Regions from separate parts of the Mus musculus genome. Here region 2 is linked to region 1. A link is a loop called in an ENCODE intact Hi-C map of the cell type or tissue named here. Cell type or tissue: heart. All regions are shown on one strand.

Region 1 (8,000 bases):
CTTCCATGCGTGTAGAACACACAATATGCTTGGAAAGACACAGATATGTGAACAGGAAGAAAAAAGAAAGAATGTGAGTGCGGCCTTCAGCAAGAAGTGTCATGATGGTTCAGAGAGGTAAGGCCCTTTCCCATCGCCATACTGTGCTAATCAGCGGACAGCCCTGAATTGCCATTGCCAATGTATGTGTTATATGCAGCTATCATGTTATATCCAGTTAGTCACCAGTACCACCTGTTCTCAGGGTCACAGCAACCTCTTACCCTTAACTAGGCCCCAATGAACATGGGAAGGTGGGGGGTTGGGTGAGGGGAGACAACTGTGTTGGTAAATGATCCAGAGAGGCCAAATGTGTAAAGACTGAATTCTACACAGGCCTTGTTGACATCTGCAAGCCAGAAATAGGAATGCCAAAGCGGGGGGGGGGGGGGGTATTATCTTAGGGTTTCTGTTGCTGTGGTGAAACACTACAACTAAAGAAGCCCGGGAAGAAAAGGGTTTGTTTATCATACACTTCCACATCACAATTCATCGTCAGAGAAAGTCAGCAGGACAGGAACTCAAGTAGGGCAGGAATATAGCGGCAAGAGCTGGAGTAGAAGCCACAGAGGGCTGCTGCTTTCTGGCTTTCCCCTCATAGCTTGCTCAGCCTGCTTATAGAACTCAGGACTCCCAGCCCAGGGATGGCAGCACCCACAATGGCCTAGGCCCTCCTGGATCAGTCACTAATTAAGAAAATGTCCTACTGGTTTGCCTACAGCTTGATCTTATAAAGAGGCATTTTCTCCACTGAGGCTCTCTCCTCTCTGATGACTATAGTTTATGTCAAGTTGACATAAAACTATTAATAGATGCTGATGAGGAAACAGAGAGGTCACCATCAGAGCACCTTGGATTGGACCCATCAGAGGGACGGGCACAGCAATGGCTTGTCCTTTGAGTCTCTTCCAAAGGCATGGCTTCCATGCACACAGAACACTTACTTGAAACCACCTGTAAGGAACTGAATCCCTTGTTAAATTTCTATAGAACAGTATTTGACTGGAAGAATATGATTGTAGTATAGTCTTCTTTACATCTTGCTTGGTAGCAGAGTCAACATGCAGAGTGGTGGCTAGTTTTATGCCAACTTGACACAAGCTAAACTCATTTGGGAAGAGGAAATCTCAATTAAAATAATAAAATGCCTTCATAAGATTGGCCTGAAGATCTGCTAATTAAGATTTTCTTAATTAGCAATTGATGGGGGAGAGCCCAATCCATTGTGGGTGGTGCCATCCCTGGGCTGGTGGTCCTGAGTGCTATAAGAAATCAGGCTGAGCGAGTCAGTAAGCAGCACTCCCGCCATGGCCTCAGCACCAGATCCTGCCTCCAGATTCCTGCCTTGAGTTCCTGCCCCGAGTACCCTTAGCAATGAACTGTGACTCGAAAGTGGTATGTTGAAACAAACCCTCTCCTTCCCAAGTTGTTTATGGTTGTGGTGTTTATCACTGCAATAGAAACTCCAATAAGACAGGAGGCCTTGTAACAGGAGCTCAGGAACCCCTATGAGAAAGTCCGTTCGTACTCCGTTAGACATGGATACCTGAGATTGATTGAGAGAGAGGCTGAAGGAGGAAACAAAGAAAAGATCAGGCCAGAGCAAGGCCAGAAGAAGCGTCGGCAAAAAGAGAGGCGCCCTAGGTATGTAGACCTTTTCTAAGTGCAGGGCCTGGGGAGGATGGGAGACCGGCGAGAAGGTAAAGGGTTTGAGCATCAGGCGACCAATCAGTACTTCCTGGGACCCAGCAAGCCGATACAGACAAGTCCTCACAGTTTGCTCATCAGCCTCCAGGGCAAAGCAGGGTTCCAAATCTCAGTGTATCTAGTCGCAGGATTTTCCCTGTCCAATTACATTAGTGCAGAGGAGGTCTGTGATTGGACAGAGAAAGGGGAGGCGGAGCTTAAGACAGGGGGTGTCTCAGGGTAGGAGGAGAAGGAAGATGGCTACAGACGTGAACCTGTGTGGCGTTAACCAGCCACAAGTAGTTGTGGTATCATGAGGTTTGATTAATTGGGATAAAGCTTTTATCATTATCAATTGGCTCTGAAATTATTGAATTGGCATCTTGTAAATTGTGATATTATTGATACATAAATCTGATTGGTTAATTAAGCTTTAAGAGTCTTGATTTTACCAGGTTACTGGGTGCTGTGATATGCAACCACGGGGTTGGCGGTTCCATTTGGTTACTAGAATGTAGGATAGAGCCGATGGTGGAGAGGGAGCCAGCAGTTCCAGGGACAAGCGAGCCAGATGCTGCTGGGGTTAGATGGAGAAGCTGACATCAGTGGCAGGAGAACGGGAGTTTGGTCCGGCCCTGGGGAGAGTTGGTGGGTTCCTTTTTTATTATTTTCCACAACAGTTTCTGGCTGAGATTCAGAAGCTCCAGGATGCAGGGCCAGCTGGAGACCCACTCTCTGGTGCAAGGATTCCTGCTCTTGTTAATTGACAGTGAACTAAAAGCCAGCTTTTGCCATGAGAATGATAGAACCAAGTGGAGGTCCAGGGATGTTGTCGTGGGGTGAAGAACACTTTCTGTGGATGTTTTAGTCTTAATCAACCTGGACATTTTGCAAGGCTGGCGATGTGCTCATTTGAAGATTGATCCTCCCAAAAGATGTGTTTTATCTTGACCCTATAACTTGTAAATGTGACCTTATTTGGATAAAGGGTCTTTGTAATTGTAATCAAGTTAGGATTCTTGCAATCTTGAGGCCACATGTCTCTGATGAAGTGCAAGTGTCCTTTTAAGAGACACACAAAGAAGAGGAGGAAGCTCAGCCCCAGAGGCAGACAAAGTTATGTAGTGCTTAGTTTGGGGACAAGTCTGGGGACACTTGGAACCTCTGGGACTATGTGAGACAAGAAAAGAGTCTCTCATACCTCCGGAGGAAACACAACCCTACAGACATCTCAATTTTAGACTTCTTTCCAAAAGTGTGAAAGAATATTTGTCTACTGAGTGAGAAATGATGTTGTTTGTGCCAATGTGTCACTGAAGTCCTAAGAAACCAGCCCACTGTGTCTGACCTGAGAGGTGACATGGCCAGAGAGGAAAAAAAAAATCAGGTTATGTTCAGATCTGTCCCTGAGTTTTCTACTGGTGTCCCAGGTAGACATTCCTAACCTTTGTGCTGTGGGGTCTGCCTCCACCTATATGCCCCCCATTCCCACCCGGAGTTTGTTTCTTACATCAGAGTAGGGCTTACTGTTCTCTGAGGTTGCTATTCAGCAGGGAGGAGGACGACCAGTCAGACCTGCATAGCGTTTGAAAGGATGGTAATGATAATGGTCACATTATAGAATCCTTAGCGTGTGCTAGGTACATCACAGACGTTATCTCATGCAGTTCTGAGTGAGAAGAGTCCTCTGAGGTTTCTAGTATTGCCGATGTGTAAACTGAGGCCATGAGATGTCAGGTCGCCTAGTCAAGATCACTTGGTGACCTTCAACCCAGGTCTTCCCGTGTTCAATTTGTAGCATTATAAAAGGCTCAAGCCCCAAAGAATGGTGGGCCAACATCCCACAGTGACTAGCTGCCGGATAGGAACTGTTTTCCTTAGTTTCTGAATCTTGGCAGCAAAGGCACTAGAGTTTCCCCTTGGCAGGGAGGATTTTGCATATGGACTGAATGAAATTAAGAATGCCGAGATGGGAGGCTGAGGTGATAGCTCAGTGGGTAATAGCACTTGCTCTGCAAGCATGAGGACCTGAGTTTAGATCACCAACAGCCATGTTAAAAGCCACATATACCTCTCACTCCAGGACTAGGGATGGTCAGAGACAGGAAGATCATTGGCTTGCTAGCCATTAGTCTGGCCAAAACGCTGCAAACTCCAGGGTCAACAAGAGACTGACTCACAGTAATAAGGCAGAGAGCACCATAGTAGGAGAACTGACTTCCTCCTGTGCCCTCTACATATTCATGAAGTCTGCACATACACCTGTACACACATGTGTACCTACTTGCATGCGTATACCCCCCACTATACAAATAAATGAATCAGTGCTGAGATGAGATGGCCTGATCAGATGCTGCAAAACATCTACTTTCACAGGGAGCAACTGGAACTGGCTAACTTCCTCATCGCCGCAAGGCTCGGAGGTCCTTTCTCTTTTCCCAGGCATCTGGGGAAAAGGATGAATTCTCTAGGCAAGTGACCTCCCTGGTGTGAGAAATTTTTGTGTTCACTGCTGTGTCTGCCCCCTGCTTTTCCAACAACAGAGGACAAGTGTCTACAAAGCTGTCACGCAGTGACAGGAGCAGAGAGGAGGACCTGGGCTGGTCTGGGCACACTGACACTCTTTGGAGTCTCTTCTTTGCAGGTTTGCACTCTGGTGGGCACATCTTCAGAGTCTTGGGAGACGGCTCAGGTCTCCTTGCTATGGCTGAGGCTGGGGCGAGGCCAACATTGCAGCTTCTCTCCACTCCAGGGAGACAAATGCAGCCTGCCAGAATTTCCTCCCACACAGACCTCTGTAGGAGATAAAGGCAGAGAGGGAACTGCCACGGGACAGCCACATGATAAATTCCCTTGGGCCTCCTCCTGTGTTCATTGTTCTGCCCTGGTTGTTTTGAGTACAGTCAAAAGGAAGAGCCCTGTGCTATCAGACTGAGGAAGGAGGATGCTCTCCTATTGCCCTTGGCCACCCTCATTTTAAATGTGAGGAAACCAAAGGGCAATGTGCAGCCTAACCCCACCTGCCCCAGAGGAGCAGTCAGCCAGCCTTCCAGGGAAGCCGCAACCCCTCTCCAGACCAACAGCAGCACACTGGTGGCTCAGCCCTTGTCCTTTGACTCAACCCTGGGGACTGACAGATGAAACTGTTTGGGGTAGGAGCTAGAAATAGATTTTGGAGGGGCCCCATTACTTGTTGTTCATGCCCCAGGGCTGAGAACTGAACCTGTAAGGCCACAACTGTTAGGAAGGGACATCCTGCCTAACACTGGCTGGCTGCCTGCTTCTCAACTCAGAGCAGCTCAAGTTCCTGGGAACTGTAGTCAACTTTAGGGATCTGGGCTGTGTCCCAGGTTCAAGTTCAAGCATGGAGAACAGGATGCCGCCTCAGCCACCATGGCTGGATTTCTTCGAGGAAGTAGAGCAGAAAGCCTTGGCTTTCCTTAAGCTGTGTGCTCCCGAGGACACAAGTGCCAAATGGAGTGTTCTTCTTGAATTGCAGACTCAAGCAGATGTCCACCCTGTTCAAGGCTCGGGCTCTGACTGGACAGGTGTCTGGCTGCCATGGCCCGGGTCACCTTTGTCTGAGCTAGAAGGCCATGTCTGAGCCATCAAAGGGGTCTCAATGGGAGAAGACAGACATCAATGTGCTTCCTCAACCAGAAAGGTGATTTCAATTTGGCTGGAGCAGCCCAACCAAACAAGCAGGATCCTGTCGACTGAAAGATAGGGCTGCTGGAAGATCACACAGCAACAAAAAATGGGAACCATTATCAGACTTGTCCCAGCCCGGAGGGGCAGGGCCTTTGAAGCCACAGACAGGCTGAACAGAACTTTCTACCTGGGAGATGTTGGAGATGGGAGGTCAGGCTGCACCAGCCCACACCCCCATCACTCCCCCCCCCCCCAAAAAAAAACCCTGATCAAAGCCTGCTGCAGAAAGGAGGGGCATACAGCTGCAACCAGCTCCCCCCTCACGGGGCCGCCCAGGGCCTTCTGAAAGCAAGTGGACTGCTTTTGCAGGGGCCTGTGGGAAAACCCAACACAGATACAGTGTACAGCAGAGCCCCGGAGCACTGCTGCGAGAAGGAAAATAAACCCCTCAGTGGTCCTGAAAAGAAAGGCAGGAATCAAAGCACAGAAAGTGCAGCGACCACCCACCTGATGCGCGCCTACCTTTCGGAAACAAATAACTCCTGGCTTCCAGGGCCTGTTTCAAAGAACAAACAGACTGAACACTTGGCCTCAAAGCTTTGTGCACTGGGGGATTTGTGGGATGCCGAGGCCCCTCCTAAGCATCCAAGGCTTGAATTGAAGCAGTGCCTATTCAAGGGCTTCCTTGCATGTGCTCTGTGCTCCTCCCTGGGAACCTGAAAGGCAAGAACTCTCAGGAAGGGAAGGGGTCCTATGTAGATACTGCTAACTCAGTTCCTCAGACTAGATGGTTGCCTATCTATCTGCTGGGAAACGTTCTAGCTGTATTGTCTAGGCTGGTTTGGGGTAATGAGACCATCTGTGAGCAGGCCATATATTGGTTAGTTGTAAGGATCTTGTCCCCTCAGGCTCTGTGAGAGCCTCTGTACCCCCTGCTTAGGCTTGCCCCTCCTCCTCCTGCCTGAAGCCTCCCTTCTTCTTCGTGGAGCCTGCAGTTTGATCTTTTTCTGAAGTGGGCACAACAAAGCAAAGCCACTTTCAACGGACTTTCTCCTGCTCAAAAGAATACAAGAGCTCTTTGCTTTCTCACTCTTGGGACTGGGCTTGAAGGGAGGGTAGAATGGGGATATGACTTGGGGGCCCTGGAATTGCTACATGGAGGAGGAGAAGGCACTGGGAGTGATGGGCTGAGTATTTGGGAGAAACTGAGATGAGAACAGCCTAGACTCAACCAAGTGGTGGTATTGCTATCAAAATGGGTTCGAGGCTAGACAGAGGGCTTCCAGGAGGAGGAGCAAAAGGGTCTTTTCACCCCTATTCCTCTGCGCCAGATGGTAAAGAGAGAGCAGCCAGAAACCACCGCTACTCGCTAAATTTGGCTCTTTATGTCACTTGACCTGGTGAGGTGAGTGAGGTCATCTTCCTTTTACAACAGGTGACAGAACATTTGAGGTGACAAGATTCTCCAGCAACACACGTGGCACTATAGACTGAGCTCAAGCAGCGTGACAAAATCAAGTGTCACCAATGGGAGTGACTTATCACACCCAGGCCTCTTCTTCCACAGGGTGGGGGAGGTGGGTTGTTCTTTGCATGTGGTGGGGGTAGACCTTTCAGGACTATCAAGGTTCTAGAAAGAAATTCTCTAAGACAGCAAATGAAATTGTGCCCTAAGGTAGAAATAGGTCTATTTTGAAATGAATACCCAGTAAAATTTATGCAGACCCCCCAAAAGGAAGACAGAGGAGGTGGAGCAATATAAAAGCCAGGGTAGGTAGATAGTAAAATGCCACACAGCCTTGCCTTTTATCCAGGAAGTGGAAAGCCTTCATAGGCTCTAATTACATCTTCATCCCGGCCCTTCTGAAGTCTCTGGGCCACGTTAACAATACCCCTGATTTTAGGCATGGACACATTCCAGTACCAAAAGCTTTGGCAATTCTCCTCAAGGCAGGCAGAATCCAGAGCTGGACCTGGAAGCACAGCCTTGTTCTGCACATCCATTTGGATGCTATCTCCAGCATAGGAGACCAAAGTCTTTGGTTGAGACATTTCAGGACATGGGGTGTCAGAAGACACCCACATGAATGTGGGCAGAAGTGAGCAATTATCTTCGCATGTTGACTGCACACAGTATATGTGCCCACGTGTGTATTCTTTAACTTGGGCATGTTCCTCTGTGTGCTTTCTCACACCAGTGCTGAGGCCCAGGTTGGGTCCCTCATTTTACATAAAGCTACACTGGACAACAAGATCCTCTGCTGATGGAAGCCAGAGGAACCTGGCCGCTGTCCATCATATGACCCTGGGATGTGGAGGCTAAGGCTGCTACAGAGATGGAAAAGGGAACTGAAACACTATTTTGCTAGTTTCTGGTTTGATTTCAATTATGTCATTTCCTGCTGGGAGCTAGGGAGGGAGGAGGGAGGGAGGAGGGAGGGAGGGAGGGAGGGAGGGAGGGAGGGAGGGAGGGAGGGAAGAGGGAGGGAGAGTAAGAGAGGAGAAGAGGAAGGAGACAGACAGACACACACACACATACACACAGAATATATTTTAATGGTTCTGATAGTGGTGGTGCTCCCTAATGGGCATTCAGTTTTGTTTCTCAGCCCTCTCTAGATTTC
Region 2 (8,000 bases), 300 kb after region 1:
AGACCCACAGGGGCCTTCCCACCTCAGTGTTGGGTTTATAGGCACGAGCCACGACGCTCCACTATCCAAGGTTTTCCTTAAACATCAAAAAATAAATAGAAAGGCAGACTATTCTGAACATCCTTGGGCCTGGTATCCTGCCTGGCACTGGAGAAGCCGACGCTACTATGCTCCCCAGAGGTCTAGGACACACCCTCTGGTCCAGAACATGTCACCTTGGAGGATGGGATCTTTCCCTCCGGCTAAATCAGCTAGAAGCTGATGAACAGGGCAGTGCATGCTCTGAGCCATGGCTTTGAGTCACACACACACACACACACACACACACACACACACACACACACACACGCACGCGTGTGCGCACGCGATGTAGAACTATAGGAGGTGAACTCATACCCACTCCTAAAGGCTGGATTGGTTTTGGTGCTGATAGGGCTGTTGACCCTGGTTGGCAAGCAAGCCATGAAGGGCTCCACACAGCAGGGGGCAGTACAACACACCTTCAAGGAAGGACTAGAGGGATCACCAAAGGACCTGACCAGAGATGTGCTTCAGCCATGTTTGAGTCCCGACTCCTAAGGCCTGAGCCAATCCAATGCAGGGATGAAGAACTCAAAGTCTGCTTTCTATCCCCTCCTTTCCTTGGAACCACTGTCCGAAGAGCCAAGGGAAGGCAGGATGGAGGAGCCACAACAGTTCCTCCTGCTCTGTCTCCTTCCCTAGGTGGGCTCCCGGGAAGTGGGGAGAGCTCACAACAAGGCTAGAATGAGCTCAGAAAGCCCATGGGTGTTGAGACCCATACAATGAGTTAGTAAACTTTCAAAACTTATGACTCCAAGGAAGACAGCAATCTCTGAGAGACTTTGGGAGCAAGGGCTGAGGCACCAGGTTTGGAAGCCAAAAAGCTTGGCTTCAAATCCCATCTGTTAGCTTTGAAACACTGGACAAGCCACAAAATGAGCCTAACCTTTGCTCTATAGACAAAGCTGTTGCTTGGAATGGTAGAAAGTCCATAGGCTTAGCAAGAGTCCCCGACCCAATGGGAACAGACTACCACTGACAGCATGGAGGGGGCTCTGGAATAAACATACAGAAGACCTTGGAAGTAGAAAGACATGTGCAGACTAGTGCTTCCAACTCAGGCCCAGAACCCCAAAGACTTGGGCCTATATCCCTCAGATTGCAGCTCTCCCAGAAGCCACCAGGCCACAAAGGCTGCATGAATCTGCAGTGGCAGTGGACATATCTGCTTTTTCCATGGAGACATCAAAAGGAAAGGGGACACTGAGGGTTTTCTGCAGGGCAACCTAAGCTTGGCTATCTAAGCACATGGCCAGGAGCTGAACTGGAGGACGGTCCCACAGGGACAGACATGGGGACAGTCATCCCCTTACTGAAGCCATGTCTACTCTGAAGGTTGTGAGGCTGGCCTCTTCAGTCAGAGCAGACTGAGGCTTCCCCTAGGCAGGGAGGAAAGAGTTAAGCCTGCTCAAGGCTGGGAAGGCGGGTTCAGCAGCTATAAACAGAGAGCCCTGGGAGGGAGGGAGGGAGGGAGGGAGGGAGGGAGGGAGGGAGCTGACACAGGATGTGGCCAGGGCTTGAGCTTGTCTGATTATTAACTTCACTTTTATTTGGAGGGGGATTCATTCTCTGTTTCACTTCCCATCAAGGAAGTGAAAGCCCAGGTCTCAGAGGGCCTGGTTTCAAATTGTTTTGTCACAGCTCATTTATTTTTTCCCCTTAAATAAATAAACAAAACCACCTCTTTGTTTCCCCCTTAATGAGCATTCCGCAGATCATCTGTGGCCGAGGCTTGAAAGGGGTTTTCAGGAGTCCTTCATGGGACAACTTTGGGTTTCATCTTTTAAAAGGAACAAGAAAGGATCTCTCCGTAGGCATAAACCTTCTCCAAGCTGTCCCAAGCTCTTCTTTCCTGCCTCTTCCTGGGACCCTCAGCCTACACCCCAAGTCTTGCCAAGCACTTAGCCCAGCGGTTCTCAGCCTTTCTAATGCTGAAACTCTCTAACACAGTTCCTCATGCTGTGGTGACCCACCCCCACACACCCCCAACCCATAAAATCACCTTCATTGCTACTTCATAACTGTAATTTTGCAACTGTTGTGAATCATAATGTAAATATCTGTGTCTTCCGAGGGTCCTTTGACAAACCCCCCGGGGGCGCGACCCACATGTTGAGAACCACCGGCTTAGGCCGGTCTTCAGTTGGTCCTGAGCCTGCCAGCCTGATTGTCTTCCCTTTGCCCATAGCCCAAGCCATACAGAATTGCACAGAGGGGGCTCTGAGGGCCCATCTTCTCAGTCTGGTTCACACCTATGGTTTTGGTTCCTACCGCACACACCCTGACAGTTCTACTCAGAATAACTTTCAGTAAACACACAAAAGGATTCCATTACAGGGCTTAAGGAAACACCATTATACATACTCCTGTGCTGAAGGTTCAAAACACCTGTGAATAACTCCTAGGCCCCAATCCAGATTAAAACCTATTCAGTCGCTTGGTAGTCCTCTTGCAAGGACCCGTTCCTGCATGACCTACGTACCCAGTAAGACGACCAATTTCATGATGGGCCTGACACTCATGGGTCCTCAGGATTCAGAAGGGAAGGGTGCAGCCACAAAGACTGAGAGTTGCAGAAGCCCAGTGATGACAGCATGTAGGTGGGCTAGCCAGGAAGAGGCACCTTCACTGGAAACAAAGGGGGAAATCAAGAAAGCTTCTTAGTGGGGGCTGACAGAGGAAAAGAATATTCTAGAACCTGAAAACTACAAATGCTAGAACAACCCCGATGTGTAAACTAGGCAAAGAGGAGGAGCCGTGGGGTCTTCTGTCCCTCGGATGACATCAGAATGATTGAGAAACTGGAAATGAGCTGATCACATATAGCACTGGAGCAGCTAGTCCTTGACCCTGGGTTGGTACGGCCCGAGGGCATCTACTGGAATACCACCTTGTCTCGGACCCTGCCACTGGGCTGCCAGGCAACAACAGCCTGGTGATCACTCTGACCTACTTCAACCACCCATGACTTTTAAGCTCTTTGAATATAGGGCAAAAAGAACTAGGAGGCGACTGGGACAAATCCAATCACTGACCGAAGCGCTGGCCCTGCCTACTAATGGCTAACTGATGGCATTTCCAAACACCCCAGGGAACGTGCCAGGGCCTCGAGTTTTCTTCCCGTTCTTAGAAATTCCTCCCCACGCCCATGGCATTACGGTTTCCAAATCCCAGGCCCGCCGCGGGGCTCGGTGGCCGGACCCCTGGCCGCGCCCGGAGCGGCCAGGAGCTGGTTAAGGGCGCCAAGATGGCCGGCTTGTTTTGCTCGCCGAGGCATCACGCGGAGGCTGCCCTTTGCCTCCGGGGCCGCGGTCAAGGTTCCGCCGCCCTCTCTGGCAGGCTGCCCCGGCCGGCCCGAGCGAGCCTCCTCCCCTGCGCCCTGGAGCCTCGCGAACCTTCGAGACCGGGGCGCGGCAGAGCGACAGCGCGGCCAGCCCGGAGCTTCGGGGCCGCTGCTGGCCCTTCGGCATCTCGGAGCGTCTGTCGCCCGGGCGAGCAGACTGCGGCCGCCCCGCCGGTCTTCCCCAGCCGGCCTTTCACGCCGCTCAAGCAGCCGAGGTCGTTCGATGGGCGTGGCAACACTGCCCTCCACTGGCCAGTGTGCCGAATGGCACACGCGGGGCCATCCTAACTGCCCTGGACCACCGGGCACTGAGACCCTTTCTACAGGGTTCTCAAAAGCGTACACCACACTTCCCTAGGCGTCTTCCCATCTGTTGGTCGGACTCCAACTCAGAGTTTGTATTTTATGGCATTCCAGGGTGAATGTTGCTGCTGTTGGCCGCTGGTCCTGAATCTACCAGCTCAGCCCACTTACTTAGGCCAGGGTTCTATCATCCACTCCAGTATACAGTATGCAGACAGAGCACAGAGGACCCTGATGGAGCTCTCAACCATATGGCACTTAGCGGGATAATTTCACAAATCTAAGATGACACTTGAGAAAGTTTTAAATCTTAAGTGTACGGCTGTTTGCCTATATGTATTTCTATGTACCGTGTGCCTGCAGTGCACTTTGAGGCCAGAAGAGGACTTTTTAAATCCCCTGAACTGGAATTACAGATGGCTGTAAGCTTGTAAGGTTGTAAGCACGTGAGTGCTGGGAATTGAACCTGGGTTTTCTGGAAGAGTAGCCAATGACCTTTACTGCTTATCCGTCTCTCCAGCCCCTTGAAAAAGTTTTAATTCACTTATAAAATATATATGCATATATGTATATGTGTGTATATATTTTATATAGTTATTTAAATCAGGGCAGTTTTCAAGACTGGATTCCCTCCTTCTAACATGTGGATTCTGTAGATTCTAACCAAACTCAGATCATCAGGCCTGTGAATCACCTTCACCAAACTGAACCATCTCACCAGGCCCAGTTTGGAAAAGTTTCCATGTTCTTATAGAGGAAAATATTAAGGCACTGAAAGAAGACATAAATAGGGAACTACAAACAGTCCCCAGTTTATCATAATTTCACCTGTAAGGTGAAACATAAATAATATACATTCAGTAGAAACCACAGTTGAATTTTTAATTCTGGGTTTTCCCCCGGACTAGCAATAAACACAGTATTCTTCTGCGGGAAGTTCCTACAGTCGTGAGTGGGAAGCAGACAGTGGTCTATAGTGTACTGCATGGCACAGTGGTGACGTCTGGTACGTTACGGAAGCAGGTGTACTCTCCACGCTACCTGGCCTTTTCAGTTCATTGAAGGGATTGTTGGGACAGGGCTTCACTGCGAATCAAGGAGCATGTGTGATTTATACTGGGCTGTGTGGAAGCTGTCACAAAAGGCCTTTCTGTGGAAATTCTAAAGAGGGGTCTAGAAGAAGGGAGCAGGAAGGTCCTGGAGAGAACCCAAGAAAGCGCTGGGTGTGGTGAGCAGAGGGGACCAGAGCATTGCCACCCATCCAAAGGCTGAAGGACAAAGCTATGGGAACAGAAGAGAGACCAATGGGCAAGGTCCAGACATCTGGTACCCAGGACCTCCCTCTTAAGAAGAGACCCTGGGACCCAAGATCTTAGCCACACCCAGAATGCTACCTCACCTTTAGGAACCCTAGCCAGGTACTCCTGGGCTTCTCACTGACTGAGTCCGATTTGTTTCAGCCCTTCCTTGAAGCCTGAGGGAGAATCATATTTGATATAACCAGATGCGTTGGGCAGTTGTAAGAAGACAGCGTGCCATCTTCCCACCCATGCAGTTCATGTTTTGTCTGGGGCCAATTTCTTCTGTGAACATTGTTAAGGGCCTGTTGTATGCTTGGGGCTGATGTCACAATTCCAACATGTGAGGAGGACCTCAAAGGATGCGTGCAAGCTCATGCTAGCTTTGCCCTGCCGCTCCAAGCACTTTGGAGAGCAGATAGGGGGACACGCTATCTTTCCCTGAGTCTCGGTTCTCACCCCTCCTATTTATTCCCCTCCCTAATGACTCTAGGGTTGGCCGGGTTAGCACACAGCAACCACAAATGTTGTTGTCAGGATGCTTGTTGCCTGTAGGGTGCCCATGCCAAGCTGAAGATGAGGATGGGACAGACAGCCTCTGCCTGTCTACTGCTCAGGCTTCTGTGGAGAACATTCTCTATTGGTCCCTGCACCCTGCATAACCCTTTCTTCATCAGAAGAATGGGGGAATCAGGATAACTAAGCTCAGCCTCCCAGCACTCAGTCTGGGATAAAGAAGACAGGAAAGTTTATCTAGGGCCCCCATACCACTCCAGTGTTATGTCTTGGGGGGCGGGGGGGGGGGAGTCCATGGATTCCAGGCCCATTGAGCCAGGGAGAGGAACACATAAGAACAACAACAACAACAAAGAAACAAAGTAAGTCACTTTCCAATTCAAAACCAGTTCTGGGTTATCTCCAGCAGCAAGTAACTTAATCTCTCTGAGCCTCAGTTGCCTCATCTGGGAAATGGGGAGAGCACAGCATTCTGCCTCGTCGGAAGATTCTGAAGATTAATAATGATCACTTCTCGGGTGCTGACTCGGTGCCAGGCACTAAGGGCTTCTCATGAGGTCATGTGTGGAAGTACTGGCCTCTGGCAAGCCGGGAGTCAAGCCCCATCATGGGAGCCACGAGTGCAATTTCACAACCGCCCTGGTGCTCAGCACATGTGGTTAACATTTAATAGGTGGAAGTTTAGCAAGCCCTAGGCATATAGTAAGCACTCAATAAATGGCCTTCATTATGAGCCAGAGAATGGGGATCTGTGTGCGGAAGTCCCATGACAAAGAGTATGGAGAGGTAGGCGGCCGGAGATGTCAGCTCACCCTATTTCTTTCTCCCCAGGAAGGCCAGCCCCATGTGTGCTAGGCCGCTCCCAGGCTGGGACGGCAGCTCTTACTCACCCTACCCAGGGAGAAGGTTAATTAGCCTCTCAGCCTGCAGGAGCACCCCAGATGAAAGGTGCTGAATATGAGTATAAGGTGTGACCCCCATATTTATAACTGAGGCTCCCTTAGGTGAGGAAGGGTGGGGGCGGAGAGGCAGGCAAATGAGGGCCTTGCCTTGTTTATGACAGAGGTTCTCAGGAAAGGGAGCTGGCTGCGGTGGTGGCTGAGTCTGAGAAAAGTTTCCAGGGGTGGGGTGGGGCTGCTGAGAGCCTGAGCGTGGAAGGGGTTGGGGGTCTGAAAGGGTCCGGAGGCTGCAAAGCTGAACGCTGTTCCAGCAACTCCTCCTGCAACTGCATCCTGCAAACTGCAAGGCCAGGACACAGGCTTGGATGGTGTGGGTCAGAATAGGAAGAGGACTCTGAATTGGGGCAGACAGGTCTAAATCCAAACTTTATTATGGCATTCGAGAGCCTAGAGTCTGATGGCATTCACCTAGAGTCTGATGGCGTTCTATAGCCTAGGGTCTGGCGTCCCTCACTGACTGGCAGTACCTAGTGGGCAGGTGCTGGCACTCACTATGCACGTATGGAGCTCCTGTGCCTCCCCTAGGCGTTAACCGAGCGCCTAGCCCATGCCAGGCATGGAGTCTTGGAAATATAGCGCAACAGGAGTGTTCGCTTGACTGCATGACAGACTCCAGGCACAAGACCAAGAGATAAGGGGCCCAGTGCCTGACCGTCTCCTCTCACCAAAGAGCACGCTGTGATAGAGACAACGGTCACATGTCACATGCAGTGGTCACAAGCACTACAGTCCTCCACACGATACCCCGGACAGAGAAAAGATCAGCCACGGAGAGAGGTGACACTGATGTGGGCAGACTCAGAGATGGTGTTGAAGGGCCAGCTCTGCGGCCTAGGAATCCTGATTCCCATCTGGCAAAGCAGATGCTGCCCTGTCTCTGACTAAGGGATGCACCCATCAGAAGAACTATCCCTGTCCCCTTGGGTCCTGTTGGAACTCCTGTCATCTGGTCCAATGAGGCCAAGAGCTGAATAACCACCAGGCTAAGGACAGTTGCCATGCCTGCTGTCTGAGCTCAGCTGGCTTTTCCTGGAGACTTTCCAAGCACTTGGAGAATAAGTGGCAGCCTTTTGAAAACACTGAACAACTCCATGGTTCTCATATATTACTAACATTGTGTGACTCTCTATCTGTAGCTAGTTCCATTTTTTGTTTGTTTGTTTGTTTGTTTGTTTGTTTGTTTGAGACAGGATTTCACTATTTAGCCCTGGCTGGACCTGGAACTTATTATGTAGACCAGGCTGGCCCTGGATTTACATAGATCCATACACCTCTGCCTACTGCCGGGATTAAAGGCTTGTGCCTCCCTGCCTGGCAAGCTTTTATGTTTTCATCGACCCTAAAGGAAGCCCATGCCCACTGGGCAGCTATTCTATGTCGCATCCCTCCCACAACCTCCAGAAGTCACCAGTATACTTCTTGTCAATGGATTTCCCTGTTCTGGACCCTCAGATATCCAGGGCTTTTTGTGTCTACTTTCTTTCATTTACCCACACTGGG

The links. Peaks named below come from ENCODE experiments on the same cell type or tissue, not always from the same donor. Only the 100,000 strongest peaks of a DNase experiment are listed, where the experiment ranks them.
Region 2: it touches region 1 in a loop (2.5-fold over the local background); 4 of 42 quality-filtered maps call a loop at or near these places.

What each region holds. Positions count from the first base shown.
Region 1 is chr12:79,833,813-79,841,812 of GRCm38, forward strand. It overlaps a transcript of Rad51b not described here. Among named protein-coding and RNA genes, the nearest start is that of Gm3596, 5.9 kb to the left of the region's middle. In heart, no CTCF peak of the experiment used is centred here; DNase peaks (open chromatin) are centred at 4,579 and 7,669; H3K27ac peaks cover 5,334 bases.
Region 2 is chr12:80,129,251-80,137,250 of GRCm38, forward strand. It overlaps 2310015A10Rik (RIKEN cDNA 2310015A10 gene), which reads right to left and starts at 3,594. Exons shown (of 3, transcript NR_033514.1): 1 at 3,477-3,594; 2 at 2,564-2,709. In heart, CTCF peaks have their summits at 492 (motif pointing right) and 3,703 (motif pointing left); DNase peaks (open chromatin) are centred at 1,421, 2,229, 3,491 and 7,151; H3K4me3 peaks cover 2,450 bases; H3K27ac peaks cover 6,139 bases.